Linked DNA regions of Homo sapiens: all the other regions are linked to region 1. The links are chromatin contacts, found by Hi-C or POLR2A ChIA-PET in ENCODE. All regions are on one chromosome and are shown on one strand. The core of a region is the stretch at or near the end of the contact, and the rest is flanking DNA. Distances in the headings are between cores, read along the strand shown. Region 1 holds the start of CLIP1 (CAP-Gly domain containing linker protein 1). Region 2 holds the start of VPS37B (VPS37B subunit of ESCRT-I). Region 3 holds the start of MLXIP (MLX interacting protein).

Region 1 (3,441 bases), core at 520-3,019:
ACAATGACATAGAATAACCCATGAGAACAAGCAAATATACACACACACACACACACACATATATATACATATATATATACATGTGTATATATATATATATTTTTTGAGACAGAGTCTCCCTCCGGCACCCAGGCTGGAGTGTAGTGGCTTGAACTCTGGTCACAGCAACCTCCGCCTCCCGGGTTCAAACAATTCTCGTGTCTCAGCCTCCCGAGTAGCTGGGACTACAGGCATGCACCACCATGCCCAGTTAATTTTTGTATTTTTTGTTAGAGACGGGGTTTCACCATGTTGGCCAAGCTGGTCTTGAACTCCTGTCTGCAGGTGATCCACCCACCTGGGTCTCTCAAAGTGCTAGAATTACAGGCGTGAGCCACCACACCCAGCCCCAAAACAATATTTTTAATAAAGACAGGCTCAGCCTACTGAGTAGAGAAGAAAAGACAAGCCCATAAGTGTTCCTAGCTGAACTCCCCCATTAGAAGTGGTCTGTGCCTCATCCTATGACATCTATGATTCCACAGCTTGCTGATTACAGCTGAAGACTGTTTAGATTAGGGGGTGAGGCGCGCCTTTCAGATTAGGAATATGGATATGGGATTTCAGGAGTACCACCACCACCTGACCTTGCAGCCTGTAAATTAGGGCGATGTTGAATTAGGTAACAGCATTTCGAGGGATTTCAGACATGAATGGAGAGGAGGGGCCAGGAGACAAATTTACATAGTTCAGAACTTCGTGCATTACCAGAGCAGTTCCCTCTTCCTGCTGGTCCAGGCAGCACGGTGCTTTGAATAAAGGTCAGCTAGAGGGGTCACCCGCCGATTATTCTCTTCTACTGGCAAGGAGGAGGAAGCCCCTGCCCCCTTATCCACCACAAAATCCTGGGCTTCCCCGACAGCTGCAAATTCCTCCCTGGAGATGTAAGGCTTCTGGGGTTGCCATGGTCCATGGGAGTGAAATGCTGGCCGCCCTCTGCTACCCCAGCCCCGAGCAGGCTGTTGCAGCCTTCCCTCCTGTCCCTTTCAAAAGCTTTTAAAGGAAATCCCAGGGGGGAAGGAGGATGGGACACTAACCAGGGCTTCCGTCCAAGCAGCCAGGGCGAATAAAAGGGGCTTTTCTCAAACGAACGGAGCAAACCCTGGGATCGTTTCAAAGGATTTTTAACCCGCGGTCGTTCCCGGAGGGAAGTGGGGAGCAGATACAGTTCTTCCCAAGCTTAACCTGCTCTACAGTTCCTTTCAGCATTTTCTCCAGGGACGCCTCATCCAGGGTCTTTCCCTGGAGGGAGGCGAGGGCAGAGATGATCCTTCCCAATCCCCAACTTAACCTGCTTCGGAAGCGCCTTGCAGCCTGTTTCAAAGGATTTCTCACCCTTGTCTGGCGGGAAGGGGAGGGCAAACAAATGAATCAGCCCCAAAGAGCGGGCTGAGGTCGAGGCTGAATGGGGCTCTTGGGTGTGACTTGCAAATTCTGGGAACACTTTGCAGAAATGACGAGAAGCCCCTCGGAGCAGGCCTGTGGGTTTTCCCTCGCACCTTGCTCCCCAAGCCGGGGCTCGGGAGGGTTCGAGGGCGGAGCGGCGGGCGCGCCGGGGCCAGGGTCCTCCCGGGGCCGCGGTGGGCGCAGACAAAGAGGCGGCGGGGCGGCGCGGGGCCGGGCGCGGGCCGCAGGGCCGGTGCGGACTCGAGGGGCCGGGCCGGCCGGGCCGGCCGGGCGGGCGCGGCGGCGGAGCGCTGGGAGGAGCCGCGCGGCGTCTTCTCCTGGCAGCGCGCGCCCGCCCGGCCCCGCGGCGGCGGCGGCGCGTCACGCTCTCCCCCGCCCCGAGCCGACGAGCCGGGAGGCGGGAGGCGGCGGCCGCGGCGGCTGCTGCTGCTGCAGTGGGACAGGTGGCGGCGACCGGCGGCGTCCGAGGAGGTGAGCAGGGGGCGGCGCGGGCCCTCTCCCTTTCCCGGCACCCCCTGCTCCCCTGCCGGCTTCCCGGCCTGCGGGGCCCGCCCAGGGTCGGGTCGGGGGTCGAAGCCCGGCGTCCGGGAGCGGGGCCGAGCCTCGCGCGCCGGAGCCGTCCGGGAGGGGACCGCGGGAGTCTCGGGTGGCCGGCGCCGGAGGCCGGGGGTCCCTGGGGGGCTCCTCCGGAGCTGGAAAAGTGGCGGCCCTGTCAGCGCCGAGCCGGGCCTTCGCTTCCTCCGCCCGCCTCAAGATGGAGCTTGGACTCCTTGCCCCTGCGCCGCCCCAGGCGCCGCTCTCTCCCTGGCGCCCCGCTCCCTCTCCTGGGCCCCGGGGCGGATGTGGGATCGGCCGGACCCCGGGAGGCCGAAGCCGGGCGGGACCTGTTGCCCCGGGCGCCGCGCCTGTCACCTGAGCATTCCTCAGGCCCCGGGTGCCCGGCGCCCGCGATCCGGCATGGAGGGCACCCTGGCCCGGCCTCCCCCGCTGCCCCGGCTTTTGTTTTCCTCTCAAGTGGGGCTGTGATTCTCGGAGACCGGGGAAGGCTGGAGGTGGCCAGATCGCTCTCGGGTTTCCGAAATCACACCGCTGCCCGGTAATCCGAACCTTCTACCGCGGCAGGGGATTGGCGCGGAAGGCAGATGACACTTGTTCAGAGGTTATTTTACAAGCAGAACCTAGCGATTGCCCGAATTGGAAGGTCCTGCCTTTCAAAAATCGGGTTTTGATTCGGGGGTGAATCCTGAATCCGGCTGTTTCTCCACTTCATGTGGCTTTTCCATCTGGCAGGAGCCGAGCGCCACCCCCTCCTCCCTGCACAGCCCCACCTCTTTGGTATGAAGAAATTACACGTTGTCCGTCATCGGTTTAGATACCTGTTTTTAGCAAAACTTGGGCGCCAGTGAACTGTTTTTTAAAACAAAGGGTGGAGAAGATTCTGTAATTGTGTGTGTGTGATTCAGCAGCCTGGCCTTCTTCCTCTTTTAGGACAGTGGCCCCTAGCAGCTCTATAAGTATTAAGTGCTGTGGCCACTGCTGTCATTAGGGTTATGATTCTGGCTGTTCTTATTATTTGATTTGTGTCACTACTGTTAGCGATGGTATCCACGAATCAGGAGAGTATCCCAGAGTCAGGAATGTGTTTGTTTGACTTTTAGATTTAATGATAACCTTTAGCAAGAATCCCCAGGCATGTCGCTTCTCAGACTTGGGGCCTTTTTTTCTCTGTAAATTATAACAATGAACATTTATTGAAGGCATCTTGTGGCCAGGCTCTGGGCTAGCTTTTTATGTGTTTTATTTCATTTAATCAACCCTAACCCAGTGAGCGTGCTGTCGTCATGTGCATTCGGCAGGAGGGTCATAGAAAGGTCAAGTAACTTGACCAGGGTTATACAGCTAAGCACCTGAAGTCAGAATACCTTTTACCAGCATGTGAACTCAGGTATTCTGACTTCAGGTGCTTAGTTATTCGATTAGTATAGGGAATCTGTG
Region 2 (3,441 bases), core at 268-2,767, 470 kb before region 1:
CGCTTGAACCCAGGAGGCGGAGATTGAGGTGAGCTGAGATCGCACCACTGCACTCCAGCCTGGACGACAGAGCAAGACTCTGTCTCAAAAAATAAAAAAAGCAATAGTTCCTCTAACTTTCATCATTTTTCTGCAAACACGAGCCCTTAGTACAACGGGCTGGAAGGAGAGAAGAGGTTGGCAGAGCCCAGCCTAACGTATGGATGGAGAACACAGACCTTATGTTTTACCCATGGAGTTGCAGAAGAATCAGCTTTATACACAAAGCCCCTAAGTCTGCCGATAAGCATTTGCTGAATGCCTCGACTGTGTTCAGAGCTGAGTTATGAGACGAGGTCAGTGTGTTATGATGCCAGCGTGGTGGACGCCAGACTGGGAGCCAGGAGACCTGCCAATTACTTGATTTTCAGAAACAAAGCAAAAGCCCAAAAAATTTCCCCTTCTCAGGGCTTCAGTTCCCTTATGTGTAAAATTAGGGGGCTGTCATGGTTAACCTCAGCCTTAGGTTTCTTCTAACTAGAACTGTGACAGATTCCAAAGTAGGATAATGAGTTCCCAGGCTCCTGGATCTTAAGAGGCTTCCCGGTAGCTGAGAGACTGAGAGCGACTGCACCCTAAATCGTGTTGTTTCTGAAAGAGCACAGGTTGGCCCACCTGGATGTCTGGGCACCTTCCTCTGAGGTGATGCAAAGGGGCCACTCAATGGGTCCTTGCTCAAAATGCTCCAGCCTTACTGGCCTTCTTCCCATTCCTGAATGCACCAAGTTAGTCCTGTCCCAGGGCCTTTGCACGTGCTGGTTTTGCTGCCTTGAGCTTCCTACAGGAATGGTGGCTGGTTCCTCCCTTCTCATCCTTCACATTTCCTTAGACGCCACCTTCTCCGAAAGTGCCATCTCTTACTACCCTAAAGGTCTTTTTATTTTCTTATTTCAGTGTCCATTCCCTTATTTGTGATCGCCTAATTATTTTACTTATTTCTTGTTTTGTTTGCGTCCTCTTTCATTCTGTTAGCTCCATGTAAGCAGGGGTCCGTTTTGCTTTATTCAGAACTGTATACTCAATGCCCAGTACAGAGTAGGTCTCAAAACATATTTGTTAAATGAATGACGTGGCAGCTCCACAATTCCAAGTAACCAATGACACCTAAAGTTGTTTCCCCATGAAGTCTCTGTCTTTTGGGTTCCGTGCATCGGGCTGGGCTCACAGGCTGCGGGAACTTCCTTCCCACTGCCTGTTTTCCTTGGATCGCGGTATCTCTCTTCCTGGAGGAAAAAGGCTCTTATGACCTCATGGCGCGCTCTCCCGAGCCGCAGTGACGTCATTAATGCGCTCACGCGTCACAGCCCAATCATAGGGCCCTTCCCCTCCCTTTAGAAGTCCCGACTGTCCCTGACACATTCCACTCCAAGCGAGCCGCGACACTTACGTCACGTCCGCCCGCCCGCGCGGTGATGACGTCACGACCCAGGGCTGGCGTCACGTGTCCCCCCCGCGGGGGGCGGCCCTTGAGGGCGGCGCTTCCGGTCGGCGGAGCCTGGTGGCCGCAGCGGCGGTGGCGACGACGGCCGAGACGTGGGGATGGCGGGCGCCGGGAGCGAAGCCCGGTTCGCCGGGCTGTCGCTGGTGCAGCTCAACGAGCTGCTGGAGGACGAGGGCCAGCTGACGGAGATGGTGCAGAAGATGGAGGAGGTGAGCCGAGCTGGGCTTAAGGCGGCGGCTGTGAGGCCTCGAGCGGGGTTCGCTCCTCGAACGGTGGCCGGAGGCGGAGGCGACCGCGGCGCCTCCGGTCGTGTTGAGGGGACTGGGCTAGAAATGGGGGCGCTTGGGGCGGGGTGCGGGAGCCAGGGAACCGCGACTGGTGCTTAGGCAGGAATAGGGGGCCTGAGAGGGGGTTTGAGGCACTGAGGGGACCGAGACTAGGGCGGAGGCGGGAAAAAGGGTCCTGAGACGGGGCTTGGGGAGCCGATTGGGGGTCCTGAGACAAGGTTTTGTGGGGCTGAGGACTTAAGGCTGGGTCTGAAGACTTAAGGCTGGGTCTGAAGTGGAGATTAGGGAGCCTGGAATGGGAATTTGGGGATTAGAGTGCTATCGTTGGGTCTAGGCGGAAGAGGACGGAACTGGGGGGATCTGAGATTGGTTTGGTCGGAGGAGCGGGGAGAGTAATAAGGGCTGAGTCGGAGGCGAGGATTAGGGGTGACTGAGGGGGACCAAGAGCTAGATCTGGTAGAGGTTGGGGGGTTTCCTTTGAGAGGAAAGGTTGGGGACAACCAGGGGGACTGAGGCAGCTATAGGGGATCAGAGTAGGTTTTGGGGGACTGAGTGGACTATCCAAATAGGACTCTTAGGAGAGGATTGAGGGTTCCAAGATGGGTTCGGGAGGCTGAGGGTCTGTAGCTGAGTCTATGAGGTGGTTCTGAGGCTCTTTAAGGGTTGGGCGAGGGTCCCCAGCCCAGGGTTTGGAGGCAGGAGTCCATGGTCATACCATAGCCAGGGTAAGGTTTGAAGGTTCCATGTATCTAAGGGGTCCCAATAATGCCCCTGGAGTCTGACTTCTTTTGAAGTGGCCCCAGCAGAGTTACGGGAGTTCGTGGATGGGCCTAAGGGTGGCGACAGGATACGTTTTTCTGTAAGGGTTGCCCCCTCCACCGAGGAAGGGAAGGTGGGAAATTTAGTGTGGCTGGCTTTGTACCACTGCGTCCCACGTGTCTGGGACTAAGGAAGGTTCCTGGAGCAGTTTCAGGAAGAAGTTAAAATGGGGGTTTGGGGCTGGCTGCCAACCCTCACCTCTGAGAGTCAAGCCTTGCCCAGCCCCTGGAAGGCATGTGCCAGCTCCTGTTTCTGGTTATCTTCCTTCACACCTTGAGGTGTGGTTTGCTCTCGGGTAACTGACTTCATCCTTGCAGATTTGCAGTGTGTGCTCCCTTTCTCTCAACCCATTTGGACTCATTCTCGGAAAGTCTGATCTTTTGGGTCTGGTTCTCCTCCAGGCAGGTGGGCCCAGGCTAATCCCAGCTCTTCCTGGCCCACCTACCACTCCTTTATGTCTCTGAAGTCTGAGCCTTCCCACGCCTACAGTGCTGAGCCTCTCACCCAGGAGCCCGTGTGGGGGCTTTTGGCTTTCTTTCCGAAGAGGGATTGTTCAGCACCAAGCCAGCCCCCTTAAAAGAGAGCTTGTATGGAGGTTGCACATTCAAAATCCCTGGAAAACCCTCAACAGATCATTGTCCGGAGCTACAGAGAGGCCACTGTAGTAAGATGGTATCAGTCTTTCCATTAATACACCCCTTGTATTCATGGGCTTTGTAACTTGACACATAATAACGTTGCTCCAAGATGCAGTGTACCCCGTTTATGGTCTCCATGTGGCACCTTCCATTTTGGAGAATAATAAGTGATAAAATCCATCCTTCTTAGCTGAATGAGTTTCATGTCTCCAAAGAA
Region 3 (3,441 bases), core at 301-2,800, 340 kb after region 1:
ACAGCCCCCGCTAGTCCAGTTCCTAATGCAATAAGCTTAACTCAGCAGAGATCCCATCATGAGCTTTCTGCAGGGCCAAGCTGCTCAAGGCCGCTGCTGCCAGTCCAAAGAAGTTCTGTTGCGCAGACAAAAAAGTTACCTGCAGCAAATACCTAATATTCATAGTGGGAAAGGGAGAGAGAGTGAAAAAGCGCTTTAATCTTTGAGGGCCAGGCATTTTCTGTGACTTGGAAAAGAGGAATCTCTGCCCAGAGCCGAATCCACATGTCAGAACGGTGTCTGGGATGTCTGCCCTCAACAATGACATCTCCCTCATATAATGTTTCAGGACCGGCCAGAAAACCCTCCAACTTGCCAGAAGGACAGACTGCACCTCCAACAGCTGTGGCACCAAAAGTCTTCTTAGGAGGCACCCAAAGCCCTCCCGAGATGGGGGCGGGCCTCCCGATGAGGTTGTAAGGGGGCCAGCCTCCAGGTGCAGGGACACCTAACTCTGGCCAAGCACTGGAATAAGCAATTTACCTATCTCACTCCATCCCCACAACAGCCCCTTGGAGGCAGACACTACAGTCATTCCCCTTTTATAAAGGAGGAAACAGGCTCCGAGGTGTTACACAACCATTAAACAGCAGAGCCAGCCTCCAGTCACCCCGAACAGGTGGTCCTGACCGCTGCTGGATATGGGGGAAACACACAAAGCGTTTGGAGGAAGGAGTCGATAGAGTCGGGTAACACAAGATGCAGCCAGTGTTTATACCTCTTCCTCGTCCAACATCGGTGGTCCCAGGACACTGGAGGGGAGGGCCTGGATGGGGAACGTGAACCCGAAAGGACCCCGGCACTGCTGGCAGGGGAAGAGGCCAGGACCCCGGCTCCTCTGGCAACGCGGGGAACCCCAGATCCATAAACCCTCCCGAAGGAGGAAGACCCAAAGGGAATGCATGAAGCCACGGGGTTGCCAGGCGGCCCTTCCCTCCACGCTTGTTTTGTCAAACAAGGGCCTCCGGCCGGGGCCTCAGGGGGTCGCGGGGGTCCCTACCTGTAGGCCAAAGTCATGCACTCGAAGAGCTTGGTGAGCGAGGCGTCGATGGACAGGTGGCAGGAGCTAGTCTTGCCGAAGCTGTAGGTCTGGCACGTCTGTTTGTTGACCGTGTCGAAATCGTAGCCCTTCTTGGGCGGGTGCTCTCGGTGCGGCGACGACACCATGAAGTGGCCGCTGTGGATGATCTGCTGGCGGCGCGGAGGTTCCTCGCGGCCCGGCCCGGCCCGAGGCGGCGGTGGCGCGGCGCTCGCGTGGGCCCGGGCCGGGGTGGCCGCGCCGGAGGCGGGCGGCGGGGACGGCTCATCCGTGTCCGAGTCGTCGTCGTCCTCGGACACCTGGGGCTTGAGCAGCACCTGGCGGCCCCGGCTGCGAGGCCGGCGCGGGGAGCACATGAAGACGTCGGCGGCCATGAGAAGGGCTCGGCCGGGGGCATCCCCCGGAGCCCGGGGCAACGCGACAAGCGCGCGAGGCAGAGGGGCGCCGGCCCGGCCCGGCCCGCGCGCCGACTGTCCGCGAGCGCGCGGCGCGGCGGGAGGGGGAGGGCTCCGGCCCCGGCGTGACGTCACCGAGGCGTCTGGGCCAATCGGCTGCCCGCGTCGGCCTCTTAAAGGCGCAGGGGAACCTTTCCTTAGCTAGGCGGACCAAAAAAAAAAAAAAAGGGGAAGCGGAGGCCACGCCTCCCGGCCGTGCCCCTCGCCACCTCCTCCTCTCCCGGCGTCCGTGGGTGCTGAGGGACACGGTGGCCGGGCGGAGCGGCTCGCCGGTGTCGCGACCTGGGAGAGGCGTCGGCAGAGTGGGGCCGTGCTAGTCCCGCCCCCGCCCCGCTCCGCGCCCCGGGAGTCGCCCTGTGGCTTCGCCGCAGGCCCGGCCGGCTCCACGTGGTGGGTGCGGGTGGGGCTCCTCGGCCTCCAGGCCCTGCTTTTTCCCTGCCGGGCGGTACCGAGTCCTCGCAGCTCACGCCTGAGTTTGCCGGACGTGGTGGCTATTGTCCTCATTATTCTCATCGTATTGATGGGAACACTGGGTGGCTGAATACCGACAGGATTTTTCTCAGACCTGGAGTCCACAGAGCTGGGAACTTGCTTCCCCTGCGCGTCCCCAGCTCGGCGCAGCTGTTGAGTGGCAGCGCCCCTGAGCCCAGCGACCTCCAGACCCCAGCTCTTTTAACTTCAACTCAGCATGCTGTTGTTATTTTTTTAAAGTTTGACGGACGAGCCAGCCCCCGAAACAATTCTAAAAGGGGAGTATCTGAGCCAGAGTTTTCTTCTCTGTCAAATGGTGAACAATTCCGTTTCCTCAGAAACTTGGGACAGTTTAAAAATGGCTATAGTGGGGCGCGGTGGCTCATGCCTGTAATCCTAGCACTTTTGGAGGCCGAGGCGGGTGGATCACTTGAGGCCAGAAGTTCAAGACCAGCCAGGCCAACACGGTGAAACCCTGTCTCTACTAAAAATAACAAAAATTAGCCGGTCGTAGTGGTGCACCCCTGTAATCCCAGCTACTCGGGAGGCTGAGGCAGGAGAATCGCTTGAATCCGGGAGGTGGAGGTTGCAGTGAGCCGAGATTGCGCCATTGCACTCTAGCCTGGGCGACAGAGCGAGGCCCTGTCTCAAAAAGAAAAATAAATACAAATAAAAATGGCTATAAGTTGCTTAGCAGGCAGGCTGGCACAAAATGAGCGCTAAATAAATGTGCCACAGGTTGGAGGATTTGGATCAACCAGACCAGAGGTGCCTAGAAATTGCCAATAGTCCACCACTATTTGACCTGCAGAAACGGCAACTTCGCGTGGCACAACCTAACTGACAGACACCTCTAGAAAGCTGTCAAGGTTTCCGGGGCTCAAAGCCAGTCTGGGGTGGGGGTGGCAGGGCATCAGAAGAGCCAGTGAGGCCCATGAGCCAGGAACACCCATCCTAATCCTAGCAGGGCGTCCAGAGTCCACAGCCACTCCTGCACTCTGCTTTGTTTTATTGTTGTTTTGTTTTTTGAGACAGAGTCTTGCTCTGTCACCCAAGGCTGTAGCGCAGTGGTGCAATCACCATGTTGGCCAGGCCGGTCTGGAACTCCTGACCTCAAGTGAGGCCTGCCTTGGACTCCCAAAGTGCTGGGATGACAGGCATGAGCCACCGCGCTGGCTCTGCACTCGGCTTTGAAGCTGGTTTCAGTTCCAGATTTGAGTGGGGGGTGAGTCCCCTGCCCCACCCTCTTCCTGACAAAGGCCTCCTGAAGGGAACAGAGGGCTCTCACCAAAATGGCTCCATTAACTTATTTCCAAATGTCTGTATGGAAAAATGGGCTGGATGACTGGCAGTTTTCAGGCATGAGTTCTAGATTTCCCTCTTCAACCTACTACTGTTCCCAATGCTGGTTACAAGTGTTTAAAAGTCCATCCTTTG

The links. A loop is a pair of places that touch in the nucleus more often than their neighbours do. ChIA-PET counts read pairs that join two places held with the same protein, here RNA polymerase II (POLR2A). Pooled maps may share reads with other maps.
Region 2: a loop to region 1 is called in a pooled map, with 2.1 times the contacts of the local background. The contact joins the promoter of VPS37B here to the promoter of CLIP1 in region 1. A Hi-C loop is called at or near these places in 2 of 37 single-sample maps with no recorded cell type and 6 of 50 pooled maps.
Region 3: a loop to region 1 is called in a pooled map, with 4 times the contacts of the local background. The contact joins the promoter of MLXIP here to the promoter of CLIP1 in region 1. A Hi-C loop is called at or near these places in 1 of 37 single-sample maps with no recorded cell type and 6 of 50 pooled maps. POLR2A ChIA-PET finds 5 or more read pairs at or near these places in 2 of 52 experiments (CD8-positive, alpha-beta memory T cell and activated T-cell).

What each region holds. Positions count from the first base shown.
Region 1 is chr12:122,420,997-122,424,437 of GRCh38, reverse strand. CLIP1 (CAP-Gly domain containing linker protein 1) reads left to right here and starts at 1,769. Exons shown (of 26, transcript NM_001247997.2): 1 at 1,769-1,917. RefSeq lists an enhancer at 494-593 and silencers at 1,703-2,052, 2,073-2,472.
Region 2 is chr12:122,894,200-122,897,640 of GRCh38, reverse strand. VPS37B (VPS37B subunit of ESCRT-I) reads left to right here and starts at 1,517. Exons shown (of 4, transcript NM_024667.3): 1 at 1,517-1,689. The coding sequence starts at 1,579. RefSeq lists a silencer at 1,374-1,523 and an enhancer at 1,704-1,853.
Region 3 is chr12:122,076,865-122,080,305 of GRCh38, reverse strand. MLXIP (MLX interacting protein) reads right to left here and starts at 1,550. Exons shown (of 17, transcript NM_014938.6): 1 at 1,040-1,550. The coding sequence starts at 1,452. RefSeq lists enhancers at 968-1,207, 3,275-3,324 and silencers at 1,268-1,717, 1,728-2,007.